Linked DNA regions of Homo sapiens: region 2 is linked to region 1. The links are chromatin loops, found by intact Hi-C in ENCODE. Cell type or tissue: breast epithelium. All regions are shown on one strand. Each heading gives the region's core, and the rest is flanking DNA. Links, peaks and the distances in the headings are about the cores only. Region 1 has its middle 52 kb from the start of CCDC68. Region 2 holds the start of CCDC68 (coiled-coil domain containing 68).

Region 1 (4,398 bases), core at 331-4,330:
CATTTCCCTGTGAGTCTCATGAGATCATTTTGAGGGCAGTTTTCTTTCTTTCTTTTTTTTTTCAGAGACAAGTCTTGCTCTGTTGTCCAGGCATGTCTTGGACTCCAGGCCTTAAGTGATCTTCCTGCCTTAGCCTCCCAAAGCACTGGGTTTATAAGCATAAGCCACCGCACCTGGCCCAAGTTTTAAAAGATAAGTTAGAAAAGAATGTTTCTGATAACAACACTGCAGGAACAAAAAAGTGTGGGCCTCTTCAGGTGACTAATTTGAAGGGGATTAAAAAAAACTGAACAAAATCTGAAGTTGTTAACAATCGAAGGCTTTTCTTGAGCATTACACCTTGTTCCTTTCAGCTTTTTGTGTTATCCAATCAGTGGATGACTCTTCTAGTCTAGGCCAAATTCCAGGACTTACAAATATAAACAGTAAAGCAGAACTATCACACCAAAGATGGAGATCAGTACATTATTCTACAATGCTGTCATTCTCGATCTTCAGAGTGTTAAACATCACTTAGGTATTACCCACATCGGTTCAGCCCCTGACTTAAAATAATCTTTTCCCCCAAATTCAAGCTATTTTACAGGGAGGCAGATACAATGGAAGCTGTTTAAAATGTGGGGGTTTTGTTTAGGCCATTTTTTTTTTTTTGAGACGGAGTCTTGCACCGTTGCCCAGGCTGGAGTGCAGTGGCACAATCTTGGCTCACTGCAAGCTCCGCCTCCTGGGCTCATGCCATTCTCCTGCCTCAGCCTCCTGAGTAGCTGGGACTACAGGCGCCCGCCACCACGCCCGGCTAATTTTTTGTACGTTCAGTAGAGATGGGGTTTCACCGTGTTAGCCAGGATGGTCTCGATCTCCTGACCTCGTGATCCGCCCTCCTTGGCCTCCCAAAGTGCTAGGATTACAGGCGTGAGCCACCACGCCCGGCCTGTTTAGGCCTTTTTTTTATTACCTCTCTGAAACATAAATGATTGACTTCTATGAAAGCCAATCATTGACTCATGACTTTGCATGACGTGAGGTCAACAGACACCTCTACAACTTAGTGGCCACATTGAAGTAAACAAGCACACTGTTAAATAAGAAAGATTTCCTAAGGGAACTTTGCAATCATTACATTCTCTGCTTGTTGCAACATCCAATATTCATCATGGGAAAATCTCTCATATTCCTTGTATTATTAATACAATACCATGATTTGTTAACAATATATTTTTATGTTTGTAGGAAAGGAAAAAAATCATTTACTGTACAATAAATGTGAATGGGCTTCAAGCCTAGAAAGGGAAATTTGACCAAAAGTCTCCCAGGTTTCAGGGCTTCTTCAACTTTAATGTGAATAAGAATCACCTGAGCTCCTTGCCGAACTGGCAATTGTGACTCACGAGGTTTGGGTGGAGTTTAGTTTAGCATTTCTACCACAGCTCCGCAGAACGCTGATGCTGCTGGTCTTAGGGCAGCACTTTGAGTAACAAAGATCTCAGAAAACATTCCTTTGCAAAGAGCCTATATTAAAAGTAAATAATTAAACAATCTCCCAATTGCAACCTAGACACATGCTTGCTGTGATTCACGACGTTCTGAAGAGTTCAGTTCTGGAAGTCATTAGGAAACACTGCAGCAACGTACTTTTTTCCATGTGTCTAGTGCATGCAATCAATTAGTGGTGAATTCAAACAGGCATTGTCTGATTGGTGTGTGGCTTGGAGACAGGCTTTGTAGTTATTTCGGGTGTGAATGTGTTTAGTTTTTAAAACAATAAGCAGCAGGGTATATGGTTTGAGCATCCTAAAACTCAGGGGCATATGGTACCTTTGGGTGAGGACATAAATTTTCAACTTGAGGAAAAGAAGGAACTTGATGAGTTTAATTAAGAAAGTTGTTAAAAGTAAGAACCTTGTCACATATTTTGCTTTGATGTTAATTCTTCAACAAAAACAGACTTGGACATGATGAAGAGCAAGGTGGTTACAAAAGTAACACAAAACATGAAATCAAGGAACTCTCATTAGTGAGGCCATCAGGATTTTATCTCTATTTGCTGTTATCATTTACCCTGAAATATACCATGTTTGAGCATGATATACAAGGTCTAGATCTTGGTGTCTTAAAATGTTTTCTTTTCTTTCTTTCTTTCTTTTTTTCTTTTTTGAGGCACTGTCTCCCTCTATCTCTGGAATGCAGTGGTGTAATCACGGCTCACTGCAGTCTTGACTTCCCAAGCTCAAATGATCCTCCTGTCTCAGCCTCCTGAGTATCTGTGACCACTGGTGTGCACCACCACAACTGGCTAAGTTTTTTTTATTTTTGTAGAGACAAGGTATATTAGTCCGTTTTCGTATTGCTATAAAGAACTTTCCGAGACTGGGTAATTTATAAAAGAAAGAGGTTTAATTGACTCACAGTTCAGCATGGCTGGGTTGGCCTCAGGAAATACACATGGTGGAAGGTGAAGGAGAAGCAAGGCACTTTCTTCAAAAGGCGGCAGGAAGCAGAAGTGCTGAAGAAAGAGGGAAACCATCAGATCTCGTGAGAATTCACTCACTATCACGAAACGAGAACAGCGTGGAGGAAACTGCCCCTGTGATTCAATTACCTCCACCTAGTCTCTCCCTTGACATGTGCGGATTATGAGGATTACAATTCAGGATGAGATTTAGGTGGGGACAAAAAGCCTAACCATATAATGTGGTCTCACCACATTGCCCAGGCTAGTCTCTAACTCCTGGGCTCAAGTAATCCTCTTGCCTTGGCCTCTCAAATTGCTAGGATTACAGGTGTGAGCCACTGTGGCTGGTCCTAAAAATGTTTTCTAATTAATCCAATTAATCCTTAATTATCATCTAAAAGAACTGTACATATAGGCTACCATGGCTTCTCTGGAAACACAGATGCAAGAAAGCCTGCTGGGCATACACTACTGTGTAGAATCAGATCAGAGAGATGGTTTTGAAGGGTGTTTGGAGAAAAGTCACATATCAGCCTGTAAAAAGAGTAAAGAGTTTTTTTGTTTTCAATGTAGAGGTGAAAGTTATTGCAAATTTCTACTTACACACATTTTCTAAAGTTGTTCAGATTGACAAAGAAGTGGAGTTGCATTTTGTACAGTCATTGAAGGACGGATCTCGTGTATTGTAAACCTCATAGATTAGTCCAATTTATGTTTTGTGGAACACCAGTCATACAAGGTATTTTGAAAATATGAGTCCCATTTTCAAGTATATTTAGGAAATATTACAGACATGTTTCTCATGGAAAGTTATGGTGTACTATAGCCAGGTAAAGGCTCTGAGACATCCTGTGATATAGAAACTTGTATTTATCCTTTTTCCTCATAGTGGTAAATTTCAACATTTTTGAAACAGAAGGTGCCGATCAAGCTCTTTATATATCAATAGTGATGTGACCAAATATCTTGCTCCTGCTTATTGTTTGACTCTAGGTATGCAATTAAACTTAAGATGCCAATTTCTCCTTCCCCAAGGATTTTTGCAGATAACTTTAGTGAGAAGAAAGATGGGTAGGAAATGCCATAAAATTCCAAGATAATCCCAAATCTATAATACAGTGGTAATTTCCAATCTCTGGCATATGGTTACAAAACTTTGATCTCTTGTGGATGTCCTATTTGATCCTTTAGATAGAAACCCCTCAGATGAGTGCAGGATCGGGAACCTGATATAATACTTCCTATAAAGATGCAATGAATACTCTTATTGATTGATTGATTGACTAAAAATGTTTGTAGAGTAGCCTTAAATTATGATTACCATAGGCCTTGAACTATGCTGGGTGCTTTGGAGAACACAAATGGCAAATTTACTGACCTTGAAGAATTGTCTGCACAGAGTCTCAAGATAGCCTCCCTTGAAAAGCTAAATAAAAATAAAGACCATGTATATCTAATAACATACGCATAGTACAGACATTTTGGACAGTGGATTTTGAGAGGAAAAGAATGTTGCAAGCTTCTGGAGGGCGAGATTATTTCTGTTTCCTTTGCTAGCCCTTAAATCCTGGCATAGAGTTTTATTGAACTACGTTGGATTATATTGACTGGACTGAGTAGTCAAAAAAAAAAAAAAAAAAAAAAGCTCCCTAGAGGACTGTGGGCTTGAGAACAGTCTCATCTGCTGTATCTGTGGGTTCAAAAGATTTTCTTTTGATTTAGGTTATACTAGTAGTTTCATGGCAAAAGGAATTGGCGTGAGGACAAGCAGGAAGATTAGGTGTCTTTTATATAAGAGGATCTCAAAGCTACACGTAGCAGAGCTACATATTCAACTAACAAGCTTAACTGGCAGGAGATATGGGAGCACTCTTTCAAGAAAGGTGTTACACCTCCCACAATTCAAAGATGCCTCTTAATGGCAAATAAATCCAATGAATAATTTC
Region 2 (4,398 bases), core at 88-4,087, 50 kb after region 1:
TTTAAAATTGCACTAAATATATGTATGTGTGTATAGACACACACATGTATTTTAAATGCAAATTTAAAATAATATTAAAATAAAATAATTTTAATACATTTTAAATGCAAATTTTAAATAAAATAAAATTGCACTAAGTACACGCACACGTGTGTGCGCGCACACACACACACAACTTTCCCTTTCAGCAAATAATCCCTGAACAGAAATAAACAAGAGCGATTTCAAATATGAGCCTGGGTCCAAATGCCACAAGCCACAGGCTCTGAATGTCACAAGGCAGGGTGTTAGATTTACAATTAGACCCTCTTTGAACGTGGGTGACAATTCACAGTGTTCTTCAGGAGAGGAGACTGCATCTGCTGCTTTCTTCTGCACCCTCAATCCCTCCTCTTTTTAGTGGAGTGAGTAGGAGAACGGATTTATTCAACGAGGGCACTCTGGGTGGTTTGGGGATGCTTTAGTCCCCGGGACCTAATCTCTATCAGACCCAACCAAAGCCATTCCGAAAATTATGTAATAGCAATACTTTTTCTTAATGTGGATAATCTTAAAAGTGTAAAGATATACAGCTCTAGGAAAATTTTAAATGGTTTGTACATATGCTGTCATAAAAATAATAATCAAAGGCAGTAGCTGTAAGAGAAATCCATAAACATCAATCCCTGCCTCATCCCTAATCCCCCAATATCCAACCTCTGAGAAACACCACTGGAGTTTTAAATTAATAATAGTTTATAGATTCTCCTGAGCTTCCCTGTGGAGGTTGCTAATATATTGTAACTCCACACTCTCATGAATCCTGAGTTTACTCTGCTCCCCTCCACAAAAGTTTTATTAAAGTTACTGAGAAAATAGTCTATTTGCAGAACTATGAAATAAAACTATGATTTCATTCTAATTAGAATGACCACTTTCACTTAAAGTCTCTCCTCTCCCGCCCAGAAACGTACACAAGAATCTCAGCTTCATCTCTGACCTTGTCGCTTTCTTCTGGGATATTGTCTTAGTTCCAGGGGCTATAACAAAATAACATAGACTGGTATTAACTGGCTTCAACCACAGTTATTTATTTCTCACAGTTCTGGAGGTTGGGCAGTCCAAGATCAAGGCACCCAGAGATGTGGTGTCTGTGGAGGCCTGCTTCCTGGTTTGCAGATGGCTGCTTTCTTGCTGTGTTATCACATGACAGATATCTCTTCTCTCTCTCTCCCTCTCTTTATTTGAGACAGAGTCTCACTCTGTTACCCAGGCTGGAGGGCAGTGGTACACTGTCAGCTCACTACAGCCTCTACCTCCCAGGCTGAAGTGATCCTTTCGCCTCAGCCTCCTGAGTAGCTGGGACTACAGGAGTGCACCACCATGCTCAGCTAATTTTTGTATATTTTGTAGAGATGAGGTTTTGCCATATTGCCCAGGCTGGTTTCAAACTCCTGGGCTCAAGCGATTCACCTGCCTTGGCCTCCCAAAGAGATGGAACTATAGGCATGAGTCACTATTCCCAGCCTTTTGTCTCTTCTTAGAAGGGCACTAAAACCCACTCATGAGGGCTCTACCTTCATGACCTAATTACTTCCCGAAGACCCCACTTTCACCACCACGTTGGGGATTAGGATTTCATTATATAAACTTTTAGGGGGGAACACAAATCATTCAGTCCATAGCAGATATGGTGAGTCTTAGGTATGAAATGTTTTCCTTTAACTCTTACTTTTCTAACTTTGTTAAAAATAGTTGAAAGATAGAAAATGAGTTAGCTCTGCAGTTCTGGAGTACTCACTGGTACTTCACCGCATCCTGTGTTTACCCAGCTCAACCCAAGCTAATGGAGAAGTAGATTTCCTTCTCCAGGAAGGGTCAAGGCCAGGAAGAGAGGTGGACAGGTCTCAGAAAGCAGGCAGTGTCAAATGCTGAGCAAAAGCCAAGCTCAGAAGGAGGAAATGTGGTGTTTATGGAACCAACTTGCAAATGCAAACATGAGCAAACCAAAGCAATGTAACAAATGATCCTCAACAGCTGGGTTTCTTCAATGCTGAAACTTGTAATAAACATCCATGGCTATCTTTGGAACACGATTTGTCTGTAAACATACATACATCTATTTACTAGAACCACAAGGATTAGTTAACAAAAAAATTACCTAAGAACCATCAACTTTCACTTCTCCAATTGGGTCACAATCTACAAGTTAATCTGCTAGGAAAAAAAAAAAATAACATTCCTCTCTAACTGTGGTGGGAATCAGTAATCATAGGATTCCCAGGAAGATTCTGAAAAGCCCTTGGATATTGAAGGATTTGGGTTGCAGTTTTCTCAATCTGTTAGATGTTGAGGGGGGGCGGAGGAAATACACCTTTTTTTTTTCCCCACAATCCTAAAAGTTTATGAACTTTCAGAGAGACACAGGAGCCAACCTGAAAGAGTTCCCAGTGGTCAAAGCTGGAACCATTTGAGCAACAAAATTAATAATGTAGTATTGAATTCTAGCCCAAAGTATAAAATAAATATACATGGGTCCATACTGACATAACAAATACTGACATAAATGATTGAATAAACAAGAGAGATGGAACAAATCTTCCTTACAGAATCATTCTAAATAATAACATATAGATACTCCCTGCTCTGGGATGGAGTTTAATCTTGCCCTCATCTTGAGTGTCAGCTGAATTGAGTCATGCCATTCATGCCATTCAGAGTAGAGTGTATGGAAAGAGAAAAACAGCTTTGCAGTAGAGAAACCTGGCAGACACAACCTTAACTATGGGATCAAGGTCAAGTCACCAGTGATAAGTCACCTGGCCATCGTGCCATCGTCCCTGAGAGGATGCAGTGGGGAAGGCACTTCATCTCTGAGTCTTTCCTCCCCCCAGTCTCATCATGAGAAAAAAACAGTAGACAATACCCACATGAGTGGGTGTCGAGGTACCCCCACAAAACTATACCTTACCAGAATACTTCATCACAATACTTTACTAGAATTCTTTACAGCTGTCAAAGTCAAGAAAAGACAGAGAAACTGTCATGGATTAGAGGAGACAAAGGGCACAGGATGCTAAATGCAGTGTGGTATCCTGGCTGGGATCCTGAAAGGGAAAGGCGTTAGCCAAAAAGCTAGTGACAGCTACATCAAGTCTGGAGTAGTGTTAATAGTGGCAGATCAATGTTAATGTCTTTTAAAAAATATTTTTAGTAGAAATGAGGTCTCGCTATGTTGCCCAGGCTGGTCTCGAACTCCTGAGCTCAAGCGATCCTCCCGCCTGCCTTGGCCTCTCAAAATGCTGAGATTACCAAGGCGTGAGCCACCGCACCTGGCCCAATGTGAATTTCTTAGTTTTGACAAATGTGCCACAGTTATGGAAGCTGTAGGCATTAGGAGACACCGACTGAGGGGTATATAGACGACTCTCTCTACTATCTTTGCAACTTTTTTTAAGTTCCAAAAGAAAGTTTTTTAAAAAAACAACAAAATTGCACTTGTACTCCATAAATTTATACTAAAAACAATAAAATCAAAAATTATTTAAAAAACAAAAACAAAAGTTTATAAACTTAGGGTGCAAATAGAACCTTCTTGAAAAGCAGCGGCCGATCCCCTCCCCCCACCCGCCTGTACAGCACCCTAGCGAGGGGCGTGAGGGGCAGAGCCTGGCTCTCCAGCGCTGGGCGTACGCGTCCTGCCGCGACTCCTCCCCGGGGCCTCACCGGCGCCGGACTCTGCCCTGGGCGCGCCCCGCGGGGCGGAGCCAAGCCTGCGGGCGGTGGCGGCTGCACTCGCAGGGCCCTGGCAGCCGACCCTGGCCCCAAGGTCCGATCGCCCAGGGGAGGAGCAGCACCGGGACCCCGCGTCGGCTGGGCGCCCCACAAGGTAGGCGAGTCTGGCCACCTTCGGGCCCGGTCCCTGCGGCGCGCCCCCGCATCCCCTCCATGTGTGTGGGTGTCCAGGTGCCTTTCCAGCGGCTTCCCCAGTGGAGTTCCTGGCATCAAGGACATTTCCTGTAAAAGGGTCCTTGTTGAAGAGGTAATCCTCCCTGGAAACCTCGGTTCTGGGCTCGAATTTCCTGGGCGAGAAGTTTCTTCCCCATTGGGAAGAGCTGCTTTTCCGCAGAGAGGAACCCCTACTTAGTCCGGCGCACACCTGATTATTTATTTAGGTTGTTGTTATACAATCCGTTTGTCAGGGGTCCCCGCGATTTCTGCCTGCTAATTTCAGAGGCTATGGAGAAAAGTCCTGCGGTAAACGCCCTGACCTAGGAACTCCAGCGTGGTGGCTTTGACAGGTCACTGCGCTCGCATTTTTTAAAGAGCAGAGATGAATGAAGGTGGCTGTCTTCATTCATTTGTGCGGGCTTCTGCAGCCGCAGGTGTAGTAAAAAGAGCAGCCCATTGCTTGACCTT

What was found. A loop is a pair of places that touch in the nucleus more often than their neighbours do. Peaks named below come from ENCODE experiments on the same cell type or tissue, not always from the same donor. Only the 100,000 strongest peaks of a DNase experiment are listed, where the experiment ranks them.
Region 2: a loop joins it to region 1, with 18 times the contacts of the local background. A loop is called at or near these places in 1 of 110 quality-filtered maps.

Annotation. Positions count from the first base shown.
Region 1 is chr18:55,009,332-55,013,729 of GRCh38, reverse strand. No RefSeq gene overlaps it. Among named protein-coding and RNA genes, the nearest start is that of CCDC68, 52 kb to the right of the region's middle. In breast epithelium, for the core only: no CTCF peak of the experiment used is centred there; no DNase peak of the experiment used is centred there.
Region 2 is chr18:54,958,806-54,963,203 of GRCh38, reverse strand. It overlaps CCDC68 (coiled-coil domain containing 68), which reads left to right and starts at 3,743. Exons shown (of 12, transcript NM_025214.3): 1 at 3,743-3,868. In breast epithelium, for the core only: no CTCF peak of the experiment used is centred there; no DNase peak of the experiment used is centred there; H3K4me3 peaks cover 675 bases.